Regions from separate parts of the Homo sapiens genome. Here region 2 is linked to region 1. The links are chromatin loops, found by intact Hi-C in ENCODE. Cell type or tissue: heart right ventricle. All regions are shown on one strand. Links, peaks and the distances in the headings refer to the core of each region. The heading gives the core; the rest is flanking DNA. Region 1 has its middle 180 kb from the start of OSTF1. Region 2 has its middle 290 kb from the start of PCSK5.

Region 1 (5,382 bases), core at 74-5,073:
GCTTGCACCCAACTAGTCACTGCTTGGGGCCAGAGTTAGAAAATTTTCTCTTCCTAATTTATGTTTCATTGACTTTTTATGGTGGCAGATATTGATCTCGCTTTGTGTGCCATCAGATCAAATGCTGCAACCCAATTCAGAGCCAAGATCATGACTTTCAGTGATCAGCCTTTAATGTGCAGGAAAAAATGGAGGTGGAAACATGATTTATTTTCCTTTTGCAGGCTTTTTATTATAGACACAGATGTTGGGAGCTTTCTCAGCTACAGTCAGCTGTGGAATGGGGCAGGTGAACTGCCCTGCTTTCCTGGAGTGCCACAACCATAAAACAAACTGAACATTCCAGGAATGACTCATTTGATTAGAAGAGCCAAAAACCAGCACTAAGCAAAAGCAGAAAAGAACAAAGATCATTTTTCATTAGGGTTACTGATGGTCCCTAGGCATGGTCAAAGAAATGATGGAAGAGGCCACGTGCGGTGGCTCACACCTGTAATCCCAGCACTTTGGGAGGCCAAGGCAGGTGGATCACGAGGTCAGGAGATCGAGACCATCCTGGCTAACATGGTGAAACCCTATCTCTACTAAAAATACAAAAAAATAAAAATAAAAAATTAGCCAGGCATGGCGGCACTAGTCCCAGCTACTCGGGAGGCTGAGGCAGAAGAATCACTTGAACTCAGGAAGTGGAGGTGGCAGTGAGCCGAGATCATGCCACTGCACTCCAGCCTGGGCAACAGAACAAGACTTCATCTCAAAAAAAAAAAAAAAAAAAAAAGGAAATAGAAATGATGGAAGAATGATTGTCTGTTTGTTATATAAAATTAGAGACACAGGAATATCATTAATATATTTGTTCCAGAATTGATAGCAAGAATGGCTTGACTTGGCTTAGGCCGTATCCTTTTGTTGCTTATAATCCTTTATTAGTTTCTCTGAACATTTTTTAAAGAGACTGACTTCATTAGTAGAGCAGAACCATATAAGTTAAAGTCTACACAATGCATTCCAAGAGATGGACATGATTATGTTGGGCTAGAATGCCATTATAACAGACATGAGGAAATATGTAGATTATCTCATCCCTGGAGACCTTACAGATAACTTCTTGTGGTACTGGGATTTGTGGAGTGAATTCCCATTGCCTTGTTACACCACTGTGGAAGCTAAAAAAGAGAATGGGACATTTTAGAAATTGTGCATCACTGAAGAACAGGAGTATTAAGAAGAAATTTAGGCTGGGCGCAGTGGTTCACACCTGTAATCCTAGCACTTTGGGAGGTTGTGGCAGGTGAATCACCTGAGGTCAGGAGTTTGAGACCAGCCTGGCCAACGTGGTGAAACCCTGTCTCTACTAAAAATACAAAAAGTAGCTGGGCGTGGTGGCAGGCACCTGTAATCCCAGCTACTTGCGAGGCTGAGGCAGGAGAATCATTTGAACCCGGGAGGCAGAGGTTGCTGTGAGCAGAGACCACACCATTGCACTGAGCCTGAGCAACAAGAGCAAAGCTCCATCTAAAAAATAATAATAATTTTTATAAAAGAAACAGGTTTCTTTGATTCCCATCTGGAATTGGAAAAAAAAAGATGGAGAACACAAATAATGTTGGGTTAGGAATATGTGTGTGTTTGTGTGTCTTTAAAAGCTTTAAATAACTCCAAGTGATTCTAACACGTAGACAAAGCTGACAACTATGGCACTAGGTCCATCCCTCTTGGGATATTCTGAATTGGACAGTGCAGTTGCTTCAAATATAACAGTCATTGGCACAAACATTTAAATTAGAAATGTGTTGTCTCCCTACAGCACCTAGCTAAGCAAATATTAGTTCCTCCAGAAACATTTATTGAAATAAATCACTGATTTTAGCCTGAGAGTGGGGTCACTGTGCAACTTAAAATGTAAACAAGATTTTCTCAAATCACCAGGCCCCATACTATAGAAGGGCCACTGCCTTTACTAATATTTGTATAAATTCCTAGGAGATTCACATTCCCAAAGTCACCTCTGGCCCCAATTTCATGACTCTGCTGAATTTTAACTTCAACAATTCCAAAGCATCGAAACACATAAGACCCTCAGCAAGAAAGCATTCTATTCTGCATCACACAAACAGAAAATCCCTATTAGACATCCCTGTTTTTCAAGTCCTTTGTTATCCTGAGGCCAGAGATTCCTCACTTATTTTGTCACCTCAGGTGACTTCGCTGTCTTATGTGGCTGATGGCTGTTCCCCACCTGCCTCAAATCACTCCTCAGACCCCACCCACTCCCAATTCCCAGGTCTTTCCACTCAGAGAACAGACCAGCTCTTTGCTACCCCTGCTGCCAAATAGCTTCAAGCCCAACTCTGCACCTACCCATTTAGGTGCTCAGTTTAATGTGATGGCTTTTTTTAATCCTTTTTAGCAACACCAATGACTAGGAGAGACTCTAAGATTATAGCTGTCAACACTGGGCTTCAATTGGGGCTAATGCTGCCCCCTTGTGGTAGAAGTGAGAATGCTAGAGATGCGTAATGCAATTACGATTTCCCCAATATTATTCTTTCAGATTTTAAATGTATCTAAAAACACATCCTCAGTTGGACAATCTACTACTATCCCACCTTTAATTAAAGACTTTATACAGATTGATTAGGTACTTCTAAACTTTGATGCCAATGACTACTAGATAGACAGGAAATGTTCATGTACTAATACTTGCTATGTGGTCATTTATCTCAAAATTGCTCAGTGCAGACTGTATAAAATCAAAAGGCATCTGGTTAGCAGCTGAAATTCACTTATCAGGAATTCCAGCCTCCAAAGTATTTTAGTAAGAACTTCAAAGATGCTTACCAAAAACACCAGAGGGTTTCTTAGCATAAAGAATATTAGAAATCATTTTTCTCTGGTGAAATAAATGGAAATAAGTAAAATTCAGGATATATCATGGGTTAGAAAGATACTTGGGGCCGCACTAACCTTTCTTAAAACAGGAGAATAAAATCAGCAATCCCAGTGTCTTAATATCTTGGGACAATCCAGGGCTGTATTTGGTCCTATGTCCCTTTCACACTGCAGAAGACTATCAATTTACCCAAATAAGAAGTTCACATCTACTCACCAGAATGGTGTTGCATTGGCTCACAGGAAGCCTCTCATTCAAGATGCTTAGAGAAATGCCAAAAGTCGGAGAATAAGGCACTTTCTGGGCTTACAAGAATAGGTAGGTAGTATAACTGTTTTAATGTATCTTTACTCATTAAAAATGGGAAGGTTTGGTAGAATTTGGTTTAAGGCTATCTTCAATACAAAATGCCACCTGGTAAGAAAGTTGTTGAGAGAGGGCAGAGCAAAATGGCGGAATAGAAAGATCTACCAATCATGCCCTTCACAAGGACACCAAGTTAACAATTATCTATACAGAAAAAACACCTATTCATAAGAACCAAAAATCAAGTAAGCACTCATAGTACCTCCTTTTAACTTTATATCACTGAAAGAAGCACTGAAGAGACTAAAAACAGTCCTGAATCACCGTTGTGACCCCTTCCTCACTCCCTGCCTTGGTGGCATGGTATGGAGGGATTCTCTGGGTGCTGGGGGAGGGAGAATACAGCAATTGTGATGCACTGAACTCACTGCTGTCCTGTCAGAGCAGAAAGGAAAACCAGACCAAACTCAGCTGACACCCACCCACAGAGGGAACATTTAAGCCAGGCTTAGCCAGAGGGGAATCACCAATCCCAGAAGTCTGAGCTTGAGTGCCTCCAAACCTTGCCTCCAAGGGCTATAGCACTCTGTCTCCAAGTAAACTTGAAAGGCAATCTAGGCCATAAGGACTACAACTCTTAGGCGAGTCCTAGGGCTGAACTAAGCCCAGAGATAGTGGACACCAGCTGTGGCAGCCAAGGGAGTGCTCGCATCATACCTCCTCTAACCCCAGGCTACAACTCACAACTCCAAAAGAGACCCCTTCCTTCCACTTAAGGAGAGGAGTGGGAAGAGTAGGAAGGATGTTGTCTTACATCTATGATACCAGCTCAGCCACAGCAAAATAGGATACCAGTCAGAGTCATGAGGCCCCCATTCGAGGGCCTAGCTCACAGATGACATTTCTAGACACACCCTGGGCCAGAAGGGAACCCACTGCCTTGAAGGAAAGGACCCAGTCCTGCCAGCATTCATCACCTGCTAACCAAAGAGCCCTTGGACCTTAAATAACCAGTAGTAATACACAGGTACTACGTAGAAGGCCTTGGGTGAGCCTCTGAGACTTGTTGGCTTCAGGTGAGACTCAGTACATAGCCAGCTGCTGTGGCTATGGGACAAAACTTCTGCTTGAGAAAAGCAGAAGGAAAAGTAAAAGGGACTTTGTATTGCACCATAGGTACCACCATCACCACAGGGGACTAGAGCACCAAGAGGGTTCTTGGGATCCCTGATTCCAGGATGTGACTCTTGGATGGCATTTCTGGACCTAACCTGGGCCAGAGAGGAACCCACTGCCCTGAAGGGTGAGTCCCAGGCCAGGTAGCCTTCATGACAAGCTGACTTTAGAGACTGTGGGCCTTAAGGGAAGATGAGTGTTAGTCTGGCAGTACTCACCATGGCCTCGGTTGGTAGTAGCTACAGGGTGAGGCTCCTCTGCTTCCATCTTGTGGCATAAGTGACAGCTTAGCCACACTGCAATAGAATATCAGGTAGATGAAGGCTTTTGACTCTAGTACCCCACTCCCAAACAGAACTTCTGGGCCCACCTAGGGCTTGGGGGACCTCTCCCTAAAGGGAAGGACATAGGCCTGGATGGATTTGCCACCTGCTAATTATAGAACCCTAGGCCCTTCAGCGAACATAGGCAGTAGCCAGGGACTGGTTACAGCAGGCCTTGGGTCAGGGACTGGTTACAGCAGGCCTTTCTGAGACACAGTGCTGTGCTGGCTTCAGGTCTGACCCAGTGCAGTCATAGTGGTGGTGGCCACAGGGGTGCTTGTGTCACTCAGCTTTAGGTGACTGATAACAAAGAAAGAGACTATATTTTTAGGAGAAAGTAAGAGAAAAGAACAAGGGTCTCTGACTGGTAATCCAGAGAACTCCCCCAGATCTTGTCCAAGACCATCAAGGCAGTACCTCTGTAAGTCTAAGTCTGCAAGAATCACAGCATTATTTGACTTGGGATGCCGCCAAAAGCAGATACATCTTAAATCACAGCACCCAAGTCCTGTCAAATATCTAGAAAGCCTTCCCAGGGAGGACAGCTACAAATAAGCTCAGACAGCAAAGGCTAAACTAAACACCTAACCCTTTCAATGCCCAGACACTGAAGAACATCTACTAGCATCAACACTATCCAAGAAAACATGACCTCACCAAATGAAGTAAATAAGGCACCAGGGA
Region 2 (5,382 bases), core at 198-5,197, 340 kb before region 1:
CACCTCAGCTTTCTTATCTATGAAATAAAAAGTTTGGATCAGAAGAGTGCTTTTCAAAATACGGCTATGAAACTCTCTGAGCAGAATCATCAAAAATTTCTATTTTAATTGCAAATTTTCCAGATGAACCTCAAAAACATCATACTAAGGGAGAAAAGTTAAACACAAAAGGCTGTATGTATACTGCAAGATTACATTTATATGAAATTCCCCAAACAGCAAAATTACGGGGCTGGAAATCAAACAGGTGATTGCCTGGGGGTTATAAGCGGGGGAGGGAAAGGAGATGGATTGTAAAGGGGCATGAAAAGCTTTGTAGGGTGATGCAACTGTTTCATATCTTGATTGTGATGGAGATTTCATGGCTGCATACAATTATCAAAATTTGCAAAGCTGTACACCTCAAGGGAGTGAATTTTGCTGTATTTAAGTTATAAGGCAGCCAAAACTTGGCAAATTCCTGGGCCTTATCAGAATCTGAATTTTTAACAAGCTCCCTCAATGGATGTTTTATTCACTAAAATTTGGGAATTACTGAATTTAATAATGTATTCATCTCTTACAAATTTAGAATTCCATAAAACTCCACATTGGGTGACAGTGGCAGTGTTACTTGATGTCAAAGATAGATGACAAAGGATATTTTTAGCTGTTATGCAGACTATGAAATATATGGAAAACTAAGAACTCTAGAAGTTAAAAAAAATTCTTTTTAAGGTTGGGGAACTTCTATCAACGGAACAGATTTAGAAGAAGATTAGGAAGAAGGACTTAGCGTGGGGGATAGGAGAACTTCTGGGGCTGGTTGTGTTACCTAGTCCATGCCTGGACAGAGTTCCTTTGCCTCTGGCTACATGTACTCATTCTTGAAATTCAGAAGAATGCAGGTTTGGAGAGCAAGATGAGCCAAAAACAGTTAATAGTATTTTTTTTTTCTTTCTGTCCCTACAAGCATCATTCTCATTCCTGTTAGTCTGAGTTTTTTTTTATTTTTCTTTTATTTATTTATTTATTTTGAGACAGTGTCTTGCTCTGTCACCCAGGCTGGAGTGCAGTGGTGCTGTCTCAGCTCACTGCAACCTTCACCTTCTGGGTTCAAGTGATTCTCCTGCCTCAGCCTCCTGAGTAGCTGGATTACGTGTGTGCACCACCACGGCCTGGCTAATTTTTGTATTTTTAGTTGAGAAAGGGTTTCACCATATTAGCCAGGCTGGTCTGGAACTCCCAACCTCAGATGATCTGCCTGCCTCAGCCTTCCAAAGTGCTGGGATTACAGGCATGAGCCATTACGCCCGGCCTGTCTGGGTTTTAAATAATTTTAGTAAGCTAATGAATCCTTTTCCAAATCTCTCAGGCCTATCATATTGTTAGAGATATAAAACACAATGGGCTGTCCGAAGTTCCCTGGAACACTGCTAATTATCCTCAGAAGAGCTGAGCACAGCAAGGTCTGGAATTCTAGCTCTTCTGCCATGCATGTGGATTATGACATCATCCAAGTTAATTGATTGCATTCCTATCTACCTTTCCGTTTGGGACCATGTATTATTCAGAATATTTTTTTGTTGTTGATACAAAACAAGAAGTGCTCATCCTTTGGAGCAGTGCCTTGGTGTCTGAGATCACGTTATTGATGGTTAAGTGCTGTCAGTTACTGGGGAGGGACAAGGATCTGCCAGTGGTTGCCTGGAAATGGCCTTAAAGTGGGCAGAGGAGGGTATGAGAAGATCCAAAAACCAAAGAGGATTTCAACACTTGGAGCATAACAAACGAACGATTCTTCAACAAACAAACGCTATAGATAGAGTCATGCAGTAAACTCCTAAAGGGGAAGCAATAAGCTAAGAATGACCAGGCTCAAATATAGAAACATAACCCAGGCCACTTTGGCTAGCCAAGGAAAAATGCTTCATAGATTCACTCTCTCCCGCCTTCTTTTGCTGCCTAACTGCTTGTTTTTATCCTTCCTTCCCCATTCCTCTCTCCCTGCCTTCTCCCCTTTCTTCCTTGATTCGTCATTTAAACGAATGTCTTCTGAAAACAGGTCCAAAATGGGACTGGAGAAATGCAATGAATATGAAAGTCACAGTTCCTATGGAAAAGCTCATAAGCTGGCGGGAGAGCCCAATAGATGAACAATGACAATTAAACATAAAAAGTGCTTTAGTGAAACCAAGTGCCACAGGAGCCCGAGGAGCAAGCACCTAGCTCTTCCTAGGGAAGCTTTCTTACCTTATACCAGTGGTTCTCATAGAATAGAGATTTGTGCCTCCCAGTGGACATTTGGCAATATCTCAAGACATGCATGAAACAAGGACAAGAGAGCAGACATAGAAAGAAAGAAACTTCAGATGGTGATGTAGCTCTAATACTTGTAGAAGGAGAGAGAGAAGGAAGAAGGCTGAGCCCCAGACTGCAATGCTGCCCTGTAAAAGTCTTGGTCAGCCTGAAGAGGAATCCTTGAGTAGGGATTGTCCACTATAGGAGTCATATGTTGGGCAAGAACTGCCTGTCCCTAGGATCCCAGCATGCTCAGTCACTGGCTGAGAGCTTCTGGGAAAGACAACAGTCTTGGCATGAATGCATGGTGGATACGGAGATGTGGCCGCAGAAGCTGTCAGCTGACAATGCTCCTCTCAGCAGGGTCTTTCTAGATGGGAGATTGCTTGGTGCACCCCCATGACCACCACAAATAGACTGTGTGTTGCTAAGCAAGAATTGTTAAAGGACTCCGTCTTTACTCCAAAAAGCTAGGCTGTACTTCTCCCCTGATGAAGGAGGTTGTGTAACACCTGCAAATCTTCCAAAAGCCTTTTTGTTGATAGAGCTACTGCTCTGATGTTTTGTTATTTGTCTATACAATAATGGAAGAAAGACCTTTCCTTTTCTGTTGCAAATTAAGTGAAGAAAATTTGTGATTATACACCACTCTGAGACTACAGTTTCTGCCCCTGGAATGTTAATAAAAGGGATCAAAGCATGCACACGTGCACACAGCCACACACAGACACCCACACCCACCCACCCACACACATGTTTTTCTGAAACGATTACCTATTGCCTCCACAGGGCATTGGTTATAATTTATGGAAACTACCTTTCTGTGTACAGACCATAGACAAAGGATAAGCTTGAACTCCAGGGTGCAGGATCTTTTGGATGTTTGAAGAACGCTTTTTTGGTAGATAATGGAAAGCAATATAGGAAATATCTGATATTTTGTGTCATTTTATTTAGAAGAATCCAAGGTGGCAGTGACTCTTTGACTAGCTTCAGTCACTCTTGGTGTCTTGATTTTGGCAGGTCCTAAAACATCACGTCAGGGGAGCCATCTGCCTTTTGTGCTTGCCCCTTACGAAGAAAACACGGTTCTTCTATTATGTTGTTGATTGCACTGGAGCCTAGTGAGTTCCTCAGGAAATAATGTGAACATACTCAAAACAGAAATCTGTGGTCCCAGCAACCAGTCAGAGCATGCTGTCCGTGGAATTAATGCAATCAGCCCTCTCGGTTACAAAGAAGACCCCTTATAGTCAACAGCTGGCATTTGAACACGTTCGCTGTTTAACAATAAGGAGTCATGGCAGTGTTGTGGATTTAAGAACAAGATGTGGAATAGTGTGCAGTCCTACGTGGAATTTCTTAAAACCCCACTGCCAAGAGTAACTCCTTTGAAATAGAAGAGAGACAGTAAAATAAAGAACGAGAGATACTGTTTTTAGCTCACTTCCCATCTTTGTGTGTGTGTGTGTGTGTGTGTGTGTGTGTGTGTGTGACATTTTGAGGAAAGTAATTCCAGAATTAAACCTCACAGTGAAAGTGCTTTAGTTGACACCCAGCTTCAGGAAATTAGAAAAGGACAGAATTCATTTTGCCAGCAAGCTCATCACATTAATTCATAAAATCCCCATATCGAATAACCCCGTATCAGGCACTGTCCCTTTGGGGAACATCACACAGGAGGTAGTTTATAGGAAAAAATTCTAAGTTTCCAGTTCCCATATATCAGACATAGCCAGAAAGCTGAGGAAGCAGGGGCTTCTTATGTTGTTATTTTTCCGGAGGATTTGATATATTTATTTTATCTAGAAATGGGTTTTGGGAAAAAGACAAGCTACTGCACTATGCCTTATCAATGTCAGAAGAGTTATCATACACAAACACTCAATAATGACTTTAAAAAGTGATTATGAACTAGTTCATTTCTCAATGCAGCACACACTACAGTAATAATCCAAATTGCCTGTGACTTATGAGTATATTTGGCAACAACCACTAGTTCCCACTGTAGTGTGAAATTAACACCACAGACTGTAGCTGTGGCATTTATTGAGCACAAGGGAGCTGATTATAGCCTCATAAATTCAAAGGCAACCTCTGCTATTACTTAATTAGAATCAGTATCTATGCATAAATTACAGTAGCAATAACTAGTACTGTTACAGTTAAAGATTTGTCAGCTTCCTTATTATATAACAACCCCTTATTTTTCCGCATAAACCTATAATTTAGGGAGGTTATAAGTTGTCTGTAAAAGTTGTTCAGAGGGGAAAATTGGCACATGGTATCTTGGAGGCCAGTAGTGTTTTGTTTCTAAGTAAACTTTTAAAATATTCATCTTGTGCTGTTGCTTTTTTTTTCTTAAAAATAATACCACTAAATCCCTAATCTCCCCCTAGTAATAAATTGTTTTGGCTACATATGCAAGTTTTTAGAGTATAAAACTTCATTTTAAAACAAGTGTTGTCTTAGTACTTTTTCTTTGGGGATCCTTTTTATTTTTAAAATTATTATAAAATAAACTTTACACACACACACACACATACACACACTTAATGAACATAGACTATTATCCTCCAATTTAAGTTTTATTCTCTGCTAATGTGTATAATACATTCACACAGTTGAAATCAATAGGTACACTTTCTTTGGGGTCCAGTTTTTAAATTTTTTGGCTTAACATTTTCTTGTACACACATGGGCCTCACCAACATAGCCCACATATGGCTTAGTATTCTATCAGATTAATCTTCCAAAATTTATCAGAAAAATAAAATCATCAGAGTCAAATGATAGCCTTGCATCATGCAAAGATATACTCCAGACAGAAAGGTAAGTTTTAGCCACAGGAAGAGACAAATGTGATAAATCATCAGGAAAATAGTTATCAGGAATGTGGAACAGGTCCATGAAATAAAATGAATCCATTAATTTGTTGGCACTATACTGTGTTTTTAAATATCATTTGGATAAATTAACTATTTTTCAACTAGATGTTTTTCTGCTGTGTAGATGCTACCTAATTCATTTACAAAGTTAGGGCCATATTATTTACAAAATGAGAAACTGCATACAAAGAGGCAGGATAGCTTGCTTTTTGCT

What was found. Hi-C counts contacts between places; a loop is a spot of excess contacts. Peaks named below come from ENCODE experiments on the same cell type or tissue, not always from the same donor. Only the 100,000 strongest peaks of a DNase experiment are listed, where the experiment ranks them.
Region 2: a loop joins it to region 1, with 3 times the contacts of the local background. A loop is called at or near these places in 4 of 110 quality-filtered maps.

What each region holds. Positions count from the first base shown.
Region 1 is chr9:75,262,768-75,268,149 of GRCh38, reverse strand. No RefSeq gene overlaps it. Among named protein-coding and RNA genes, the nearest start is that of OSTF1, 180 kb to the right of the region's middle. In heart right ventricle, for the core only: a CTCF peak has its summit at 2,498 (motif pointing left); a DNase peak (open chromatin) is centred at 2,462.
Region 2 is chr9:75,598,371-75,603,752 of GRCh38, reverse strand. No RefSeq gene overlaps it. Among named protein-coding and RNA genes, the nearest start is that of PCSK5, 290 kb to the left of the region's middle. In heart right ventricle, for the core only: a CTCF peak has its summit at 2,258 (motif pointing left); no DNase peak of the experiment used is centred there.